2 separate regions of the Homo sapiens genome follow, and region 2 is linked to region 1. Evidence: read pairs that join two places in POLR2A ChIA-PET (ENCODE). Cell type or tissue: Panc1. All regions are shown on one strand. Each heading gives the region's core, and the rest is flanking DNA. Links, peaks and the distances in the headings are about the cores only. Region 1 overlaps ANTXR1 (ANTXR cell adhesion molecule 1). Region 2 has its middle 30 kb from the start of GKN2.

What was found. Peaks named below come from ENCODE experiments on the same cell type or tissue, not always from the same donor. Only the 100,000 strongest peaks of a DNase experiment are listed, where the experiment ranks them.
Region 2: POLR2A ChIA-PET joins it to region 1 with 5 read pairs; 2 of 35 experiments call an interaction of 5 or more read pairs at or near these places.

The regions. Positions count from the first base shown.
Region 1 is chr2:69,236,508-69,241,892 of GRCh38, reverse strand. The region is part of intron 17 of ANTXR1 (ANTXR cell adhesion molecule 1); the gene reads right to left. Among named protein-coding and RNA genes, the nearest start is that of MIR3126, 140 kb to the right of the region's middle. In Panc1, for the core only: a CTCF peak has its summit at 3,465; no DNase peak of the experiment used is centred there; H3K27ac peaks cover 3,003 bases.
Region 2 is chr2:68,920,180-68,925,564 of GRCh38, reverse strand. It overlaps the pseudogene GKN3P. Among named protein-coding and RNA genes, the nearest start is that of GKN2, 30 kb to the left of the region's middle. In Panc1, for the core only: a CTCF peak has its summit at 4,885; no DNase peak of the experiment used is centred there.

The DNA.
Region 1 (5,385 bases), core at 200-5,199:
GAGGACTCCCTTAATCAGTGTTATGAAGGGCTTGGAACAGTGCCTGGCGCATTGTGTTTAGTAGTCTAATGCTGTCTCTCTGCAGGTGGGGATGCGCAGACACAATCAGACCCTGTCTGTGGTGGAAAGGCCAGTTGGAGGTGGTATCAGGTGTTCCAACTCCTAGTTTAGTGTCTTCTGAGTGAGCTGCAGACTAGAGCTTCTATACTCCACATCTGGCTTCTATAATACAACTGGTAAATAGGAAAAAATGTAGCAAAATTGTAGGGAAAAACAAAGCAGCCCCTAGAGCCTGCACTCTTATGTTTGTTCTCTCCTCCTGTTGCCACCAAGTCCTGTAACTTATTTCTTATAGGACCTCCCACAGTGCACTGCACACAATTTGACTGATGTTGAATTTATCTTCCTGAAAAAAGGTGCAGACTCGGCATCAATAAATCCCTGGGGTAATATACAGTAAGACCCACAGTCTTTGTAAGAGGGGTGTGGTTACAATAAGTTCTTAAAACCTGGAGTCAGAGGTGCCAGCATAAACACGGTAACATTTAGACCATATAATTGGCCTAAAGATCAGTTTACACAACATCGTTTTTTGCTTGCAAGAGGATAATAGAAAGGCCAGATGTTCTCACCGTCATGTAGGCCAGCAAATCTGCACCAGTGTTTGGTTAAAAGGTTGCTAGGACGATTGGAACTCTCGCTTCATAACACTGGTCTTTGTGACCCAGTTTTATTTTCCACAGTATTGGTTTTGGGTGGTTTGATTCCGATCCAAGATTTGGCTTTGACCTCAGTTTACCTCAGCATCCTCATTTACAGGAATGAATGCCAATTATTTTCACACATTAGCAAAAATTTCTCAGATTAAATTCTAAGAAGAAAATGCAACAATATCTCCAGCTAAATGAAGGCTTAGGATGCCAGCTGGCCTTCCTCCTAGGCTTGAAAGTGCCATTTTGATTTGGGTGTATCTAATGGTGGTGGGAGGACTATTTGAAACGTCCAGGTACATTAGTGTCTTTACTTATCATCAAAACTCTGTCAGTTATGTATCAGTATTTTCATTGTACAGAAAAAAAACTAAAGTCTCACACCTATTTAAATAACTTGCTCGAGACTACACAGCCAGTAAGTGGCAGAGTGGGATTAAAACCCAGCTCTGTTTGCCTCAGGAACTCATCCTCTTTATACTGTATTCCTGAATATAGACTAAAAGTGCAAATGATTTCTTGAAAGACTTGTAGATAGCATCACACAGTGTAGCACTTGACCACAATCCAGCAGCTCTTGACATAGTCAAACGATTGTTCCCGAACCTAAGTCTGGTCAATTCACTCTCCAGCTCAAAATTCTTCAGTGATTCCCCATCACCTTTAAAATAAAAGCCAAACACCTCCACTGGCATACACAGCCCTTTGGGATCTGGTGCGTGCTTATGGCTTTCAATTGATGTCTTACTCTTTTCTTGCAAGATGTCCAGCTTGGTCCACCCTATGCCCTCCACAAATATTTGTTCAATGAGGAATATAATTTGCCATGTGGAACCCTACTCTAAATGTTTCCCATTAGAAACATTGCTCCTTAACTGGTTGGTGAGCACCTCTGAGGCACCCTCAAGGGCTTCTCCTGTGGAGCCTAGTGTTGCTCTAAAGAGCCCAACATTCAAGTTGGCACTCAACAAGTACTGCTCACACACCGGAGCTCCGAGGTGCAGCAAGATGTCTTAGAAAGCTCTGATTTTTCCCTGCAGGTTTAAGCTCTCCAAAGGTCAAGGATCCAGGAACACAGCTATGAGTTTAGGGCTTCTCAGTCACCTCCCCATGGTCTCCTTGGACATCTCCTAGGTTCTTGGAGAAAGGATAGCAAGAATCCTATGTACTTCCCTTGGCTTCCACACTTGAAAGGTTAATGTTACCTCTAAAAATACTTTTTGGGTTACCTTCGATTGCTTTATTAAAGGAAATTGTTCTCAACAAAAAGCTTTGCCTAAATTGGAGGTGACATATTCTGAAATGGTTATGATGAAATGGTCAGGATGAAAGATCTTGTTGATCAGGTTCTGGATTTCCTTGGGTTTGAACTCCAGGCATTGATGGTCTGAGGCATTTAGAGACAGGACACTGGTGCTGGGGGCTGTGGTCTGCCTTGTGGGTTGCAGTCAGGAGGCAGAGTTCTACCTCTAGTTCTGCCACTAACATACTCACTGTGAAACCTGGGGCAAGTCACTTTCTCTCTATGGGCTTCGGTTTCTTCATCTGTCCAATTAAGTTGTACCGGCTAGATGACGTTCAAGGGCCTTTCAGCCCTAATATTCTATAATTCCATCAACATTTTTTTTTTGAGATGGAGTCTCACTCTGTGAGAGTGATCTCGGCTCACTACAACCTCTGCCTCCTGGGTTCAAGCGATTCTTCTGCCTCAGCCTCCCAAGTAGCTGGAATTACAGGCGTGTGCCACCACACCTGGCTAATTTTTTTTGTATTTTTAGTAGAGACGGGGTTTCGCTATGTTGGCCAGGCTGGTCTTGAACACCTGACCTCAGGTGATCCGCCAGCCTTGGCCTCCCAAAGTGCTGGGATTATAGGTGTGAGCCACCGCACCTGGCCTCCATCAAAATTTGAATTCCTTTGAAACCTTTTCCTTGGATAATTTAATCTGAATTCTTTTGGGGCAGCCAGTTTGCACATTTCTTTATACTAATTAGTTTGGCTAATGCTTTGTATTGCATATTTTTCTGGTTGGTCATTAGATTTTTAAAAATATTAATAAATTGAAACTTCAAAATTGGAGGTCTGCCTTCTGCTTTTCTATTATTGTGGTAAGAGTTTGAGCTTGCCTGCAACTTCTGAATTTGGGTTTGTGGGATGACAGGGAGATGTGAGAAGAGGTGTGGGCCGATTGTGTGCAAAAGACTTGCCAGTGGTGAGCTCATGTGTGCTGTGTTATGAGACATCTGTTTGGGCATCAGGCACGCTCCGTGGAGAGGGAGCTGGACTTTGGAGATGGTTAAAAATATGCTATGGCTTCCACAGATTAAACCAAATAGTTTCCTATGAACAGAGGTCATCTAAGGAAAATGGATTCCACAGGAAGAACACTAAAATAATTAGATCGTAAAAGTATAACATACATGCCAAGTTTCCTCTGACAAATACCTTTTCTCTCTGGCCTAGTTCTCCCATTGATTACCTTGTTTGGAGGGCTGTAGGTATTTCTCAAGTTACTAATGAATTAGGTTTCCCAAGTCAGTTGTTTGGAATTATGAGCATAGTTTCTAACTTAAATCATTCTTGTAAACTCAGGCTAGACCACAAAACCTCATCGACATATTGAAGGCAATTGACATAATCCTGCCGAAGGTGGTGCTCTACTGATGAATTAAACACATCAACAATGAATGGATGGCTGGATTGGATGACTTAATAGTTAGCCTTCTACACTATGATTCTCTTCATTTGTTAATTTATTTATGCATTTATCCTTTTGACAAATGGGTTTTAAGTGCCGGCTATGTCCTCAAAGGTGCTGCAGACAGTATTGAGCAAATGTTGAGGTCCCTGTCCTCATGAAGAATATAGTCTAGAGGTGAAGACAGACAGTAGTTAAATGGACCCCAGCAACCACATTTGTGATCTGTGACCCTGAGCTTGGCCACAGTTGATTGGACCAGTTGATTGGACAACTATGCTGAGCTAGACCAATCAGATTCTCTCTCCTGCGAATTTGGAATGACCACTGAGTGACAGGTAGTTAGTTAGTCAGGACTGATCATTTGAATAGAGGGAATGTAAAGTGGGAAGCTGGGGATGAGGGAGCAGCCATCTTCTGCCACAGTCAGGGAGAAGCAGAGAAAGCTCTGATTCTGTTTCATAAAGATCCTTCATACTCATTCATTCTGCCCTGCCCTCATTGTTGCTCATCTTCTAACACTTGGCCACCAAGTAAACCAGTCTTCCTGCTTTCAGCCTTTCCCTTTCACTTTGATATTTTGGCTTTCCATGTAAAATTCATACACGTGTGCACACACACACATATATATAAATAAAAATGTGCATATACATACATATATATGCATGTCTACATATGTATAGATAGAGGTATGTATAAAATGTATGTATACCTGTATATATAAAAATGTGTAGATACACAGATGCATTCAAAGTTATCTTTCTGGCCAGGTGAGGTGGCTCATGCCTGTAATCTCAGCACTTTAGGAGGCCAACGCAGGTGGATCACTTTAGCCCAGGAGTTAGAGACCAGCCTGGCAACACAGTGAGACCCCGTATCTACAAAAAATAAAAAAAATTAGCCTGATGTGTGTGCCTTTAGCCCTAGCTACTTGGGAGGCTGAGGCAGAAGGATGCCCAAGAGTTTGAGGCTGCAATGGGCTATCATGGCACTGCTGCAGTGCATTCCAGCCTGGGCAACAGAGTGAGACCCTGTCTTGCTCCTTCCCCTTCCCCAAAGCTGGAGCCACGGGCAAAGAGAAGGGTGTGTTGTGAGTGGTGATGCTCTGATCCTTCTCGGCTCCCTTTTCTCCACTTAAAACTTGCCCTGCCTATAAATCTCATAATAGCCTGCCTTTTATGTGCTGTTCATGGAAAGGGATCCAAGGTCAACTCTTTTAATTGATTCATTTTGCTGACACACATACTGGCACGTTCTCCATAATAATGTCTTTGGATGCCAGAACTGAGGGTAAGATGAAAGCACACAGGAAATATTTGGTAACACGAGGAAACTAGAAAAATGAAGGAAAGGGTAGAAATAAAAATGGCATCTCTTTAGTGGGACATGTGTAAATACAAGGTCTGTCAAGAATTAATGTTGAGATATGACTTATTTAATGATAAAATCCCCTTTTTCCATCTGATTACACAGTTCTTTGTTGAAAATTTGAAAAATACACAAAAAAAGGAAGGGAGAAGGGAATGTTAAATTATAGCATTCAGAATTAATATTTTGTGCTTATCTTTACAGAACACAGACACACACCCAGTGGTGGATTTATTTACAAAAATGGGATCATCCTGTATGAAAGTTTTAAAGTAGTTTACTGTGACCATTTCTCCCCTGTCATTTTCAATGGTTGCATAATCTTCTATCACATGGAAGCACCAAATGCAGTTAAGAATTTCTTTGTTGTTGGGTATTAAGAGTGTATCTAATTTGTCTCTATTATAAACAGTGCTGTGATAAAACTATTTATCCATAAATATTTTCATACATCTGTCAATTGTTTTAGAACAAATTGTTTGAGGTAGAATTTCTGGGTCAAAGTTTATGCACATTTTAACAGTTTTTGATAATATATTGTCAAACTGTCTTCTAGAAAAAGTGATATTCATTCATAGTTCCAATACTATTTTATGAGAATTTCTATTT
Region 2 (5,385 bases), core at 165-5,164, 320 kb after region 1:
ATTGACCAGAATAGCTCCGAACCCAAACAGGCTCTTGGAGTCTCTAACAGCAATATCCTGTCTGGCCACAAGGTGATGACATTACTCCAGAAAAATCTGCCTGTGCGTTCAGGTGACTTTTCCTGTCCGTTCCTTTCAACCTTTTAAACTTAATAATTCATTCGGTCTTCGATGCTTTCTCATCTCTAATGAAAATATAGAATGCTTTAAATTTTTTTGTTGCATTATATTATGTTTTTGCTTGTTAAATCAGATGGGATACTTTCAGCTTTTCTCTTTAAAAAATTGGTAAGTTACCTTATTTTTATGTGACCTGAAGTGTATCTTTTTCTCCCCCCTGAGAGTCAGCAACTCCTGCCATGAATATCAGTGTCGGCCAAATGTGCTGTGCAGGCTACTTAAGCAAATGACAGCAGATTTCAATGACTTGCCCAGGACCACTCGCTGGTTTTTAACTTACTGGACTACTTTTGTCATTTAAGAAGCTGAGGGGAAGAGAGCTTCAGCAGTCCTGGGCTTATTTTCAACTGAAGAGAATATGTGTGGATATGTTTAGGGGTTAGGTAGAGGAGAAAGAAGGTAGGGGAATGTGAATATTCTATTACTTCACTCTAATATTTACATTCAACAATTTATATTCACTAACATGTAGCTCAAACCCTTCTGGAATTCATCAAAATGAGATCACTGTATAGAACTTTTATTTGATTAAATTATGACTTGACTTGAATGAGCCATCAACAGCACCTGGAGTCCTTGGTATGATGGTGGAATTTCATGGGCATGAAGAACAAGCGTGACCCAAGTCTCTCTGTGTGCACAGCCTTGTCCTAGGAGGTTGGATGCAGAGGTGGAAAACACCAAACTAAAAGGAAACCACAGTGAACTGGCTTCACTTACCTGCTTGTCCAGGGCCTTGCTAATGTCATCCAAACTTGGGAAGACTGCCTTGTCCATCCTGGCCAGGACACAGGCCATCTTGTTAAATACCTTAGCCACCAAAAGGGCCTTAAAGCAACACAGCAGAAACACGTCATTCATGCAGTCACAATATTAATGGACACCCACTCTCTATCAGTGTGGCACAGCTGCTCTTCTGACTGATGTACAGCATCCAGCAGAGTGCCACTCTGGGCACCAAAAAAAGGCCAGCATCAGGACTGGTAACACGTTCAGAGCCCTGATGCTCCCGGGGCTTTTGGCACTGTCCCCTGATGTGGGTGAGGAAAGGAATCTCTCAGGGCATTCTGCACACAATGAATGGACAGGTGGGATGGGAGGGATAGGGGGTTGGATCTAATAATAAGGCTGATTGCAGGTCCTGTTCTGCCACTTAGCAACCATCATGGTCCTCAGTGGGCTCCACGATCCTCTGTTTTTTCATCTGAAAGCAGAAATAATAATAGCCCCTCTCCCACAGGGTTGCTGTGAAGATGAGAAGAGAAATTAACTGCTTGTGAGAGCTTGTGAGGGCACTGTGAAAATTATGGAGTGCTCTCTGAATGTACAAGGTTGTCAGGAACCTTGGGCCAGGCCCTCTAGACTCAGATTCTAGCCCTAGGTCTGCCACTGACCATCCCCCTCCATGAGTCCCTGGGCCTGTCTTCTGGCCTCTCACAGCCTGGAGTAGAGCAGCAGTTCTTCAGCTGTGTCTGACTGTGCCTAAGGTTCGCCTGCATCTCCCTCCTCCAGCCAGAGTAGTTCTGGCTTCTTCTGTTCCACGTCATAGACTACCGTGGAATATTTTTGTTTGAAGAAAAGTCTCCATGGCATAGAGCAGAGTTGAAAATCACTAGCCTGTGTAGACTGTGTGCCCTCTAGCAGGATTCAGGGGACATTTCCTTGAGGAAATCAGGAGTGGGTTAGGTGACTAGCGAGGAACATGGTCAGGGAAGGGAGCACAGAAGATACAGACTGGAGCAGAGAGAAAGCCTGTGCCTGAGGTGCCCATCCTGAAGTGTCCGGAGTGGCTGGAGGGAATGTCATGGATGTGGGTGGGAGTGGGGCCAGATGGAAGACGGTGGGGCCAGATGGGACAGGGCCTTGCAGGACAGAATAAGAAGTGTGGGCTTCTGCTTCACTTAACCCTTCAGAGTCCTGCCAGGTAGGAATGGTAGCTATTGATGCTATTTTGCAGAGGAGGAAACTGAGGCACACAGAGGCCGAGTGATGTCCCTGTGGTTATAGTGCTTTTCTATCAGACAGCCAGGCCAAGCACACAGGTGGAGCCTTCTCAATATTGTGTCTTTCTGCTAGGTCTTACCATTGAAAGTGATGGGCAAGTTGCAGTCAGATTTCTAAAAATGAAAATACAACATTCTTCTTCTTTGGAAATTAACATTAAAATCAGAAGTCAAGACAAAATAACTTCTACAGCACATACCAGTTACAAGACATGGGGGCTTCTGAGATCAGAGGCCTTCGGTGGCCGTGTGAAGTCAACACCTCACAGGAACATAGGGGATGTAGGATCCCTATAGACCAGCTGGAATTCCCCCTATATTTTTTGGCTCAAAAAGAAGTCACTGCAACTGCAGGGAAGCTGTTCCCTTACCTAATGATGTGCATGCCCATCAAGGACCTAAACCTAGAGAAGGCGAATGTCCTCTTTCTCTGGAAAAGCATAAGGCTACATTTTGGACCAGACGTGGCTTTCTTTCACATTGTAATGAATGTGTTTCTCATCTTATATTCTTGTAGTCCAGGATTCCGTCCTATTCACTGAAAATATTGTTGTCTCGGATGCTGACCATACCTTGGAAGGCACCAATATGGATAATTTGAGTCCCAAAAGATCCATACAAAGGATGGTTGAAACGGATGTTCTGGAGAAAACCAAGCAACAGTGAGAAAAGTTGAAAGTTCAGAGTTCCTACTTTGCCCATGCCTTGTAGGTTTTACGGGTACCCACAGGAAATTTGAGGAGGTTGCCCTTAATTATCACCTTTTAAAATGCTTCTGCTAAAGGAGGACTAGACAGGTTGAACTCTTTCCATCCTTACTCACCATCATGGCCAGGGATGGGGTTAGGACGAAGACCCCAAGGATGGAAGATGCAACCTGAAATGAAAACAAATATCAGGGCATTTTTGCCTTAGCTTCAGGTGAGCTCAGAGTCCAGAGCCCCAAGCCCTGCTGGGGCTGGAGCCTTCTTTTAATGATCTCTAACTCCCATCCTCTTTCATGGCATGGGGGACCCAGTGTATCAGGAGACTGTCACGCAGTATGGTTGATATGCTGGCTACTCAGGAGACAAAGCTTTATATAGTTCAGTCAAGGATACCTTTTGCTTCACTCTGCATGTATTGCTAATCACTGGGCTAAATATTAGGCAACCTGACCAACCACTTGATGCGCACATGGGGAAGGACCATCTCAGGCCAAATTGTAAAATAAGTGATGATAACTCAGGTTCTCAGTCTTGTTTTTCTGCACCTTCCTCTCTCTTTCCAAGCATTTGAGACTCCCTCTCTGCCCTCTCTGGAAACTGATATCCTCCTGATTTCCTTTCCTCTAGATTCTCCACTTTGCCTGAGAATAAAAGACCGTGAACCACTTATTTGCACTTTATTTTGAAATAGATTGTGCTAATTAAATGTGACTAATTATTGAAATATTTGCAGTTAATCATTTCTTCTCAGTGTGGCCTACTTGCTTGTTGAGGGAATTTTAAGCATCAGAGAGTAAGTCAGAGAGAATTGGTGGGAGCAGAAACAGGACAAGGTGAGAAAGTGCACAATGAATGTTTCCCCACATTCCATACCTCATTCTCATCTGGTCTACTGAAGGCTCAGGAACTCGCCTTCTCCCCCACCCCGCAATATCCCACATGCAACGAAAGCAAACAAAGGCAAGATACATATACAAAAGAAAAGAAAACAGCTACTCTATGAATAATCATCATGATGCTGTAAGGCTAATAGAGGAAATATATGAGCTGCAAATAGCAACACTATTTTATGAAACTATTAGGGTTGGTATATATTAAATATATTTGAAACTTTCCTTCACTGGAAATTTGTAAATAAGACAAGTCTAGGAAGAGAGGACCCTAAAATATGAATATCTATGTAACCCCCAAGGATTCTGGACCTTTAAGAACTTAGTTATTACTTCCTTTGGGAGAGACTCTTTGTTCAGATGTTCCAAAACAGAGAGGCTATGTTTTTTCAAATTAATATTTGAAAATTCTAAATTCCCCTTGAGTTTAATTTGAAGAGTCCATGGGGAAAAAAGAACTTCTCCCTGGCTATTTTGGCTCTGAGAACATAATCACCTACATTTGAAATTAGAAAATATACTTACAAGGTGTTTCATGGTGTCTCATACCCCACACAACAGCATGCATAGAAGAATTTTCTATGTCCCATTTATTTTCTAAATCTGTTTTATATAGTCCTATGCCTTTCAACTATTGCCATGATAAGGCGTTCTGGGTAGTTTCCTATGATCCGGATACCATTCAGGGAGGAAAAAACGCAAGTTTATGTAATCACAGTTATTGCTTTTCTTTAACTACATCTGAGTATTTCTCTTTACCCTGATACCAAGGTAAACATTGGTTCCAAGATAAACATGGCATATGAGCAAATCTTTGTGGGCTGGTATGCCCATGACCTTAGCAACTAAGGTGAACATTGCAAACATTGATCTCACAAAATGGTTCTGATATAAAAATCAATGAGCTCACTGTTTCTACTTCTCAATTCCCTAAAAGTGTTTTTACTAACAGTGTGAGTGATTGAGACAAACCTCATGAAACCAAAAGAGACAGGCTGAACTACACAATTAGACTGATTGAAAAGCAATCTGGTCCCGCTCTTCATCCAAACCAAAAATCATGTGGTTGTCCCTGCGCTGCCCTCTGTCTACCCACCAAGCTGACCTCATTTCACTTCTTCAAACATCCACCCTGGTGGACTTTCCTGATGTCCTGATATTTTGCTCCTGCTACATGGCTTGTTTCTCTCCTCTGACCTTTCATTTCAGGGCACGTTTTTCCATAAAGAATATTTTGACTAGCCCTGGAAGTCCTGAGACATAGGAAAATATTGCCTTTATATAATAAGTCAAGCATGAATTTAGGCCTTTTCATACATTATCTTTTTTTTTTTTCCTCAAGCTCTGACTAGCGGTGGCCCAGCTACCTGGATCAAATTCCAGAAGGCCAGAACCAAACAGACACTTCTTCTGAGAACATGTGCTCTGTATGGGCAAGCCTGGGCACTGGAATGACCCAAGGAGGAAAGACAGACAGCTCAGTCCTTACAGTGCCTAATAAAAATTGGCCACAGGAACATCAAGCAGTTGCATTTAGGGGGCTATAGGTCACCCAGGGCTCAGATAATATCATACTCATATCTCTATTGCTCTCAGTACTTCAAA